Linked DNA regions of Mus musculus: region 2 is linked to region 1. Evidence: chromatin loops called from intact Hi-C (ENCODE). Cell type or tissue: heart. All regions are shown on one strand. Links, peaks and the distances in the headings refer to the core of each region. The heading gives the core; the rest is flanking DNA. Region 1 overlaps Nhsl2 (NHS-like 2). Region 2 holds the start of Rps4x (ribosomal protein S4, X-linked).

The links. Hi-C counts contacts between places; a loop is a spot of excess contacts. Peaks named below come from ENCODE experiments on the same cell type or tissue, not always from the same donor. Only the 100,000 strongest peaks of a DNase experiment are listed, where the experiment ranks them.
Region 2: a loop joins it to region 1, with 7 times the contacts of the local background. A loop is called at or near these places in 5 of 42 quality-filtered maps.

What each region holds. Positions count from the first base shown.
Region 1 is chrX:102,063,218-102,068,589 of GRCm38, reverse strand. The region is part of intron 1 of Nhsl2 (NHS-like 2); the gene reads right to left. It overlaps Rtl5 (retrotransposon Gag like 5), which reads left to right. Exons shown (of 2, transcript NM_001278534.1): 1 at 1-1,036; 2 at 1,473-2,048. Among named protein-coding and RNA genes, the nearest start is that of Rtl5, 5.4 kb to the left of the region's middle. In heart, for the core only: a CTCF peak has its summit at 2,217 (motif pointing right); a DNase peak (open chromatin) is centred at 2,219; H3K27ac peaks cover 400 bases; H3K27me3 peaks cover 1,390 bases.
Region 2 is chrX:102,187,234-102,192,605 of GRCm38, reverse strand. It overlaps Rps4x (ribosomal protein S4, X-linked), which reads left to right and starts at 3,215. Exons shown (of 7, transcript NM_009094.2): 1 at 3,215-3,308; 2 at 4,235-4,312; 3 at 4,604-4,784; 4 at 5,154-5,251. The coding sequence starts at 3,306. In heart, for the core only: a CTCF peak has its summit at 3,163 (motif pointing right); a DNase peak (open chromatin) is centred at 3,275; H3K4me3 peaks cover 1,974 bases; H3K27ac peaks cover 1,397 bases.

The DNA of each region.
Region 1 (5,372 bases), core at 181-5,180:
ACTTACTAGACAACGAGCAGGATGACACCAAGAAATATGTACTCGCCATATTTCCAGCAGAAGGGCCTGAAAGGGGAACCTACACCTAGAGCAGCGAGAACCTGCAAAGCCATGAGTGCAATGGACAACTTGACTGAGGTTTACTCTCTTTGGGGGCGGGAGGGGGGATGGCGGGCAAACAGACCTCACTTTGAGTGCTGGGGTTTACCTTCCCCTCAGACTCCTGCCTCAGGACCTCTGCACAGACTTTGGCTAATTCGGCCTTCATGTTGCCTACAGGACTGGCATTAGGGGGAGGAGGAGGCAGAGGTGGCTGGAGCACCATAGTTCAGTTTGACATCCTAAGGAGTGAATCTTGCTTTAGGAACAGGGCCCTCTTCTGGCTAGGCTTTAAGACTGCAGTCCCAGCCAGAGGCCTCTGAGGAGACTGTGTCCTCTAGGTTGTGGGGGTAGCCCTGCTGGCCCACTCTTTAAGCCCCTCTGACTCTAAGGAGTCCTTAGAACTGAAAGGAGAAAACAGGGCTGGCTCTGCAGAGACTGGACTCATTGCAGCATTGCTGGCCAACACCCCTATGGTTCTCACGTGAGGGGCAAACCTCTCCTAGGCCTGTTGTTGAACTTCAGTTAACCAGTGTGGCTTAAGAGGCGACTGCCTCCTGCACACTCCTGGGGCTTCTTGGGCACCAACTCAGGTGCCCCTAGTCAAAGACCTGCTGTTCACTTTTGGGTCCAGGAAAATACTGCTGCTGCAGTGGGAAGTACACATGTATTATGTCCATTCTGGCCACAAAATGGCAGCCTGGTTCACTGCTGGCCCAAGTTGTTCCTGGACATTGAACTTGCTGCACGGTGCCTAGCAGCTGGGCAAAGTGGAGCCCAAGTTGTCCGTGGTCAGCAGGAAGAAAGCAGCAAATGGTGTCTCTTCCTCATTGGAGTCTGAAGATGAGAACCCAGCCCTAGAGTTTGAACTTAAGACCAGAGAAGGAACTTGAGGAAGAGGAGTCCTAGACAGACCTAGTCCTCAGACTGGTTAACGGTGAGCTCTCTATTCATCAGCAAGAGGTAAGGGGCCTTTTTGTTTAGCACTTCCATTTCTTGCCTGAAGATCAGTCGAATTGGGTTCCTATAGCCTGCGGCTACCTTTTACCATGGTTTCCTCCAAAGAGAGAAGTTAACGTATAGTCATTATGGGAAATATGGGAAGTAGTGAATGCCATAAGGACAAAATAGCTTCCTCCCGACCATTCAGAACCTCGCCACACAGAGGCAGCATTTCTTTCTTTCTTCAAGGTGAGGTCATCCTGCTGGAGGGCCAGCAGCAGGCCTGAAAATGGCTGTCATCTGTGTGACGCAGAATCATTTCACCTTCCTGAGTCAGTTGTTAGACATTTCAGTTGTTTGCCTTGCCCATTCCCACCAAGGCAGGAGGATAGGGAACCATGTGAAGACTTTGTTTTGTGTCTCTTTTTCAGCTTATTTCCTCAAGCGAGAATTCCAGAAGGGAAAACTCTATTCCTTGAAGCTATGGACCCTGTCTGCTGATGCCAACATACTGGTCACGCTGCCTGTGTCCTTGTGGAGAAGCGCAAGAAGCAGGTGTCTTGTACCTCAGATTCCAGAGATCCCCCTTGGCACACACAGGCTTTGCCTGTCTTCACGGTGCTTCTTAGTCTGAATGCTTGTGGCCCTGACCAGGGAGACCAAGCACATGAGCACTAAACTGGCCTGTGGGCCTCTGGGGGCAGAGGGGCCTTGAACTTCCTTTAACCTTTTCCCTTCTTTCCCAGTTCTTCAATATTTGTTGTGATGTGACAGCTACAGGAGCTGTCCGAAGCTCTGAGTGCCTCCTTGGGTTGAGGGGGGTGGGGGTGGGGGTGGGGATGCATGCAGGGTACAAGGGTGATCCAAAGACACCCGGAGGCTCCAGAGAAACAAATGTGTTACTGTTTTTACTGTTACTGTTGTATTATTGTGCTGTGAAGATAAATTGTTCTGTATGCTAAAGCTTTCTCTCCTCAATAAAACAAATAAAGGGTGTGTAAAGATTGTGTCTGTCTGTGTTACTGAACATAGACGGGGACCCAAGATGCTTACTTCGCAGGCACCTTAGCTGATCGGTGCTAGCCTGAAACCTTGACGTCCAGCAACAACAAGCAGTTCTTGGAAGGAGGGAGTGAAGGCAGGCAGGGTGGCGAGAAAGCGCCCTTCCACTTTGGGACACTAGATGGTGCTATGGGATTCCAGTGAAGTAGCTGGAACCAAATTCCCAGAGCAGGCCAAGTAGGGTCAGCAAGACCTCCCTGCTTCTTAGAGAGTGTGGAGTCAGAAAGAACTGCACCCTCATTCTGGGACTGGCTTAGCTTTCTCGGACATGAGTGAACGTTTTTGTTTCCCCTCTGCTGAGCCTTCCTGCTTGCGAGTGCTGGACTAAGCCCTGAGAACCTGCCATTATCCTTCATCCTGGGCAGCAGGTTATTTATTAGTCCTACCCTCTTTAAGGTAAGGACGGACACAGGCTTAGAAGCCACTGCCCTAAGGGTGACAGTGAACGGCTTCTTTACAATCCTGTGGTTGTTGGTAGTCAGCTCCCAGAACAGCTCCTCTCTGCCCCCACTCCGCTGTCTAAGAAGGCAGACCTGTATCCTGATTCTGCCCGGCTCTGCATCTTCATAGAAAATTCCTGGTTACTTGAGAGGCAGAAAGGGCAGAGAACTATTTTACCCAACATTTCAATGCTATAATCCAGCCAGGCAATGTTGTCTCTTTTTAAATCTGAGGAACCCAAATCTCAGGAACCTTGGGTCCAATGAGGGGGTGGGGGTGACTCTGACTCAAGTGGGCTGCATCTGGGGGGCTCTGAGGGAGCCAGACAGGTGGTGGTTCTGTTTTGCAGAGAAACCCAGCAAGGCTAGCCCAGTGGCAGTGCTGAGCGTGTGGCTGATTGTCCATTCTGGGGAAGGACGGGGCTGCACAGGCTGTGAGCTGTCCCAGTGAGCACTGGGTCTCCTTCTAGGGTTTTAGGTGGTCAGATGGGATGCCAGCAGCCCTGGGATTTTTCATGATGCTGCAGGCAGGGGGTAATTAGGGTCAGTTTTTGTAAGGACTAATGAGAGCAGATGAAGGAGATGAAGGACTAGAGGAAAAGGGAACTGTGTGCCAGTCCCTCGGGCTTCCAGGCCTGTCATCAACCCCACCCTCTCTTTGGTCACACCCTCTTTGCTTGTTCAGTCACTGTTGAATTCACAGAAGCAACTAAGTAGCCCAGTTGATGAGGTACACGACAGAATAGCAGCAGCAGTTTGGTGTTGAAAAAGCAGGTGCATAAATAAGCCTCTGCATGGAGAACTAGGAGTAGCTGCTAAGGATACCTGTAGATGTTGAGATGCTTAGAGGACTAGGGGATGGCAACCTTGAAAGTGAAAATGCAACCAGGTTTAAGAAAATAGAGAACAACTGACTCCCTCCCTCTCCCATGCCTCATAAAAGCCTGCTCGGGAGAGATGTGGCTTGAAAAAGCAAGCAGTGTGTGTTGAAGACACCACTGCTTTTCTGGGTTGCTGCTGCCACCCAAAGGTAGACAGGCCCCACCTGGGATCTTGGGCACCCAACCTAAGGGGACCTTGCACCTCACAGCAGCCTTTTTGCATGCCAAGAATAAGGAAGTGACAGAACAGAAGAAAGGAAGGGGAGGGAGAGAAGGGTGAGAAGATGAAAAGGCTTCCCAAAGCCCTCTTCCTAAAAGATGGTGCGAGCCGGAGAGGATTTTGCTGCCTAAGATACTGGCTCGGCTGTCCTTTTGTTTCTACACAATTCTAATGCCAGTCTAGTTGTAGGGTCTAAGTAGCCCAGATGACATTTACTGGCCATTTTCTTACAAGCCTTCCCATACAGTTCCCAAAGCAGGCAGCAGTTCAGAGAGATGATTCTAACATACAGTTCACAGTTGAGAAATCTATATAACGATGATTGCCCAGCATATACCATGGTCTGCTGTAAGCTGACCCCTCCTTGACCCCTACCTCAGATTCTAAGACAGAGATTCTTATGTTTTATATCTATGGATAGTCCATAGGTGGGTGCAGACATTTGTCTTGAAGAAGCTGGGCCTATTGATGTGCAGACTGTGCCCTCCATGGTCACAACTGGCTTATGGAGCTCAGGAAGGGGTAACGAAGGCTCCTCCTGAAAAAAAGCACCTAAGGAATGGGGACCTCCACTTAGTGCATCCTGCATCTTGCCCAGACCAGGGAAAGCTCAGCAGGCTATCTCTCCCCAGGGACCCTGGGCAGAAACACAAAGCCCAGAGTTCTCAAGTTGCCTTGGTAACAGGGGGACCTACTTGGAAGAAAACAGTTGCTTAAAGGCTCAAAGGGGTGGATATTTCCCGTGACAGTGAGCAGGCCCTGACCTGCTCCCTGCAACCCCCTTCCCTTCCTACCTGCCACATGCAGATGTAGAATAGGGGCCCCTTACCTCAGCAGCCCTCCTAATGGAGGATCGGGGTTGGGTGGGAACTGGAACATGGGTCCCCCTCCAGATGTTAATGTGAGAAAGGTTAAAATGAAATGCGTGAAGTGCTGGCCATGGCTTAGGGGAGGAGCTTATATCAAAGGACCCACACACAGCTGAAACAAGGAGGCTCAGTTCCCCAGCAATTCCTGTCTTTCTTCCCACTCACCGCACTTAAATGAACCTGGCTGAGGGATGGACTAGGCCAGACAATCCAGCCCAGACTCCCTATCCCCTCAGTTGAGCCTCTCCCCATCTCTCCCCTAGACTATTGCTATTGTTCCTTGCTGGTCTAAACTCTACTATCTCCTACTAATCAACCCACTTTCTATGTATCTGGGGTGGTGTTACTGAGTATGTTTGAATGCATGTGTGCATGGACACACCTGCTGCTCTGGAACTTACAAATCTCATTGTCAATGGCTCTCCTGGAGACGAAGGCTCCTGGACCTGATTCTGACATTCTTCTTTATCTGGTCAAAAGGTAGGCATGCCCTCATCTGCCCAGCTATGTTCCTTTCTTCTTCTGGTCTGTCCTATCTCCAGACATGTTGAATCACTTCCTTCTTCTCCTTACACACCGCACCCTTTCATACTTCTGGGCCTTTGAACATCCCATCCATCTGTCTTAAAAACTCAAACATGCAGAATGAAATGACATGACCCCACAGTCTTAATTATTTGGGAGGCGAAGGCTGGAGGATTGTTTGAGCCCAGGAGTTCAAGACCAACCTGCACACTATAATGAGAACCTTCTGAAGAAGGAGGGAAGGAAAGGAAAAGGAGAAAGGAAAAGGGACAATCAGGAGAAGAGAAAGGGGGAAGAGGTGGGATTCACACTCTTGGCTCCAGTCTACTGGCAA
Region 2 (5,372 bases), core at 59-5,058, 120 kb before region 1:
TTAGAGAATTAATGGCTTCGGAAGAGTCATTTTTCTTCAGGGATATAGTCACTGTTAAGTTACCCATGGTCCAGGAAACAAACCCACACCCACGCACATGCAAGTCAAATTTAAGTTCAAACAAACGAACTTAGTTGTTTGGGTTTTGTGGAGGGTTTTGTTTTGCTTTTGAGATGGAGGTTTCACTTTGTTGCCCTGTGTCACTACACTCAGTTACTTCAGTGAGTTATTTTAAGAAAGAAAGAGGAGCGTGGTGGAGCATGGTCTTGACTCTAGCACTCCAGAGGCAGATGCAAACAGATGCTGTGCATTCTGGTGAGTTCCAGGACAGTTGGGGCTATAGAGTGAGACTGCGTCTAAAAAACGATACAGAAACAAAAACAAAAAATACAAGTATGAAGAGGGCATATTGGGAAGAAGGGCCCCAGAGGGAGCATGAAGCAGGTGGCAAAGGGGGAATGGGCGTGTGTGAATACAACCAAAATACATTATACACTTGTGTGTGTGCATACACACACACACACAACTGTGGGAGAATCAAGATGATATTATTTCTTTTTAAGTATATAAAGGAGCTAGAGAGATGTCTCAGCTGTTAAGAGCACTTGTTCTTGGAGAGGACCTGAGTTGAACTCCCAGCATCTACCTGGCAGCTCACACTATGCATGACTCTAGTTCCAGGGGATCCAAGGTTCTCTTCTGACCTCTGGGAACAGCAGACATGCAAGTGGTGCACAGACTACATGACACCAAACAGTCATAAACAAGAATAAGATAAATAAGACTAGAAAATAAATTAATTGTATTAAAAGCTAATCACAAAGAAGTAAAGACTAGTGGCTAACAGCACCTGGGGAGGATGGAAAGGATGGTGAACAGATACACAGTAGGGTAGTGATGGTTGAAACGATTTGGTTGGATGCTTCAAAAGAAGTAGTAGAGAGGATACTGAATGCTTCCAACACAAAGAATTTATAAAGTTCTGAGGTGAAGATGTGGCAACTGCTCTGAGCTGATTATTATACATTATATACATGCATAAACATGCAATACTGTGCCCCATAAATCTGTACACTTGGTATATATCAATTAAAATAAAACTAGGGCCGGGCAGTGGTGGCACACGCCTTTAATCCCAGCACTTGGGAGGTAGAGGCAGGTGGATCTCTGAGTTCGAGGCCAGCCTGGTCTACAGAGTGAGTTCCAGGACAGCCAGGGCTACACAGAGAAACCCTGTCTCGAAAAACAAACAAACAAACAAACAAACAAATAAGGGGCAGGAGAGATGACTCAGTGGTTAAGAGCACTGACTGCTCTTCCAAAGGTCCTGAGTTCAAATCCCAGCAACCACATGGTGGCTCACAACCATCCATAATGAGATCTGATGCCCTCTCTTCTTGTGTGTCTGAAGACAGTGATAGTGTACTCACATATAATAATAAATAAATCTTTAAAAAAGAAGAGGAAGAAAAGAAATAAAACTATAGGCTGGCCATAGTGGCACATGCCTATCATCCCAGACCCTGGGACAGGAGACTGAGGTGCATATTTTACATATGAAAGCAGACCTGGCCTCCAGATTCTCCCCGCATCCCTCAATCCCTAGCTGGCAGACCCTGCCCCCAAGCCTGAACTTCCCAGCCCAGGAGGTGAGCTGCCTTTTCCCCAGAAGCTCCCTATATAATCCAGATATTTTCCTCTCTCTCTCTCCCCTCTCTCCTCTCTCTCTCCCCCTCCCTCCCTCTCTCTCCTCTCTTCCTCCTCTCCCCCTCTCTTTTCCCTTCCCTCTTCCCACTCTCCTGTCTCTTCCCCCTCCCCCTCTGTTTCCCCTGCCCTCTGTTTTCCCCTCCCCCTCTCTCTCCTCCCCTCTTTCTTCCCTCTCCCCTCTCTTCCCCCTCCCCCCATCTCTTCCTTCCCATTGTGACTCCCCTAGCCTCAGTCCTTGGGGCCAGTGAACTTGCCCGAGAGCACCTTTCCAATAAACCTGCATTTAATATAATCTAATTCTGCTTGATTTGTCTCATTTCACCTACAGTGGCGAAGTAACGTATCACCCAGCACTTGGGAAGATGAGGCAGATGACCTCTCTCAAGCTGCAGGTCAGCCTAGCCTGTCTAGAAGAGCCTGTCTCAAAAGTTAAAAATAAAGATATAGTCTGCTTGCTTGTACTATATAGACTGTGGGGGTGCATGCCTGTAACTCAACTCTCAGCAGAAAAATGATGAGTCTGAGACTACCCTGGCTTACATAATGAGGCTCTGTCTCAAGATGTATATTTCAGTTTGAGGCCAGCCTGGTATACAGAGTGAGTTCCAGGACAGCCAACGCTGCACAGAGAAATCCTGTCTCGAACCCCCCCCCCAAAATGTATATTTCATTTGCATATATATATATATATATATGAAAAAGTGACTCATTCCCTAGCAGCCACTAATGATAACAAATAAATGATAACAACTGCACACACACATATGAGAGAGAGGGGAGGGACAGGAGAAAGAGGAAAGGTGAGGCTGAAAAATACCCCTTTCATAATAGTTTGAAGGGACTGGATCTTTGGGTTTATGATGGGCAGACTTCATCGACCTGTGGGAGGCCACAGATAACTAAGAGAGCAGAAAATGGTGAATGAAGGGCAGCCAGTGCCACCACTCTAACACAGCAGCTTCAAAAGTAGAACAGCTAGGTCTACATACTGGCTAGGCAAAACCAGATACTCTCTAATGTTCCCTCTCTTCCACTTACAGTACAATAAATGTCAAATGTGTTCTACAGGAGTGGATGCGCAGGATGCCAGGTTCAAGCAGAGAGCCTACCATCTCACCCTGGATGGCTCAGTGCCTCAGCAATCTTTACAAAAGCAAAGAGAAACATGCCGTTGGCCAAACCTTTCGCTTAGCATGGGGCTGGCTGATTGGACTGGTAACTCTGGAAGATTAGAGAAACTTTGTATAAGAAAAGTATCGAGTATTAAAATGTATCTTTTTATCACTCAGCCATCTAACAGAACTCTCCTTGCGGGCAGTTATCTGGTGCGATTGGTCTGGGTATCCCCAGCACTCATCACTCGGCACAAAGAAGAGAAAGGACTGAGGAAAAACAGTTTTTGGGAGATTCTCTCAGCCTCAGTTTCCCAGCCTGGGACCTCTGACCTCCCACCAGCAGATGGCAAGAGAGAGTCCCCGCCCGCTGGGAAAGTCTGAGGCTGGGCGGAGCAACCCAGGCTCCAGCGCGCGCGCAGCCTCCGACCCTAATTTCTTCGTTCGCCGGAAGAAGGCGAGTCTCTTTCCGTTCCTAGCGCAGCCATGGTAAGGCAGGGGTACAGCGAGCTCTTGGGTTGCATCGGCTTCCATCCTCCCTGACCGATGCTGCCCGGGTTATCAGGGCTCCCGCGGTCGACTACAGGGTGGAGGCGAAAGCAGCTCTGCTGCAGGCTGGCAGAGATGGGCTTGGCGGCAAGGGAGAATACTGGTCTGAGCTAGGATGGGAAGTCTGCCGCAGAGGGCAAGCAAGGCCTTGGGCTTAATCACACATCCCCTTGCCCAGGGAGAAATGCTTTTCCACTTGGGGAAGAACTTCGAGGGCCCGGGAGTGCAGATTGAAGCTTTGGGCATGTGGGCGCAGGGTCTGCTTGAAGGATTAGCTCTTACTTGTGCATTTGTCTATCTTTTGGCACGGACTTACTTTATATGTTGTGTAGCTGGTAAGTGTACGAAGCATTACAAAAAGCTTCCTTCCGCTTTCGAATGTGAAACTTCGACTCTTTAGTATACAAAGGAGCAGTACACGTGGTAGTGCCAGTGCCGGAGTTAGAGTTTATCTTTGTACCAGAAACCTTCGATCCAGATGGCTGTGTTCTAATACTATACTTTTCGATTGACAATTGAGATACGGTCCTGGGCCATTTTCTGTCCCTATCTGCCTGTGCGTCTAGGGTTGAATCACTGGGTAATTCGCAAGTGTGCTATGAAAGGCTAATTTTTGTGAGCAGGCATAATGGAGACATCTGGCATAACTGTAAAAAATGGGAATCGCTAAGGTGCGAATACTGGGTTTGGCCTATTGATGCTTATCTGTCTTTTCTACGTTTTACTGGGACCCGGCGCTTTCAATATTGCCCACATTTTGTTAATTGGGAAAGTTCGAAAGTCAGTTCATTGAAGGATTTACGCCGTAGGCTTTGCTGGAAAGACCTGAAACAATGTAACAACGTTACTTTGAAAACTTCTTCCAGGCTCGTGGTCCCAAGAAACACCTGAAGCGTGTAGCTGCTCCAAAACATTGGATGCTGGATAAGTTGACTGGCGTGTTTGTAAGTATTGTGGTGTGAAAGGTAGACATACCTTTAACAAGCATATTTGTGGAGTTGAATGTAGAGAATCTTTGGCTGTCTTAAAGACCTGTGTCCTACCTCAATTTTGATACATCTGTTTCATCTACTCCATGTATTCCATAGTACACTGATGGTGGATACATAGACTCAGGTCTCAAAGTAGCAGGCCTCATTCTTTGGAGGAGAAAATGTTGAGGAATCTTCTAGCGACCCCCCCCCCATGTAAAATAACCCAAGTTTTGGTGTAGTAATTTTCCTAAAACTTTCCAGGCTCCTCGTCCATCCACTGGTCCTCACAAGCTGAGGGAATGCCTGCCTCTCATCATTTTCCTAAGGAACAGACTTAAGTATGCCCTGACTGGAGATGAAGTAAAAAAGATTTGCATGCAGCGATTCATTAAGATTGATGGGAAAGTCAGGACCGATATAACCTACCCTGCTGGGTTTATGGGTGAGTAATCAGGATCGGTAGTGGCCACAGGCCCTTAACTCCCAATAGTGGCAGGTGACTGGGAAAGTGCCAGGCTTTCCTGGTCTTCGTCTTCACCCCTACCCTGGCACGGTAATATGGAGAGGTTTGGCTACTGGGCTTTTATTCCTTTTTAAATTTTGAATTTCTTGCTACTCTCCCATACAGACCTACTGGATCAGAATCTCTGTTGGGCTGTTACTTAAATATTGTGGGGATAGCTTCTGAAACCCAAATTCCCATTTAAAGTTTATGTGGAGTCTTGATAAAATGGGCTCACACACACACATCCCCCAGCTCAGTTAGGAGTGTAGTGAGGGTTGCTGTGGTAACCTTATTCTTTGATATCAGATGTCATCAGCATTGACAAGACCGGAGAGAACTTCCGTCTGATCTATGACACCAAGGGTCGCTTTGCTGTTCATCGTATTACACCGGAGGAGGCCAAGGTTGGTGTGGCAAGCGGGCTGGGTAGTTTCCTCTAAAATTAGTTTCTAAGTTAGATCATGGAAGTGAGAGATGAGTCAACAGATTTCATTAGAATTGTGTGCCTAGAGATGAGATCGATGG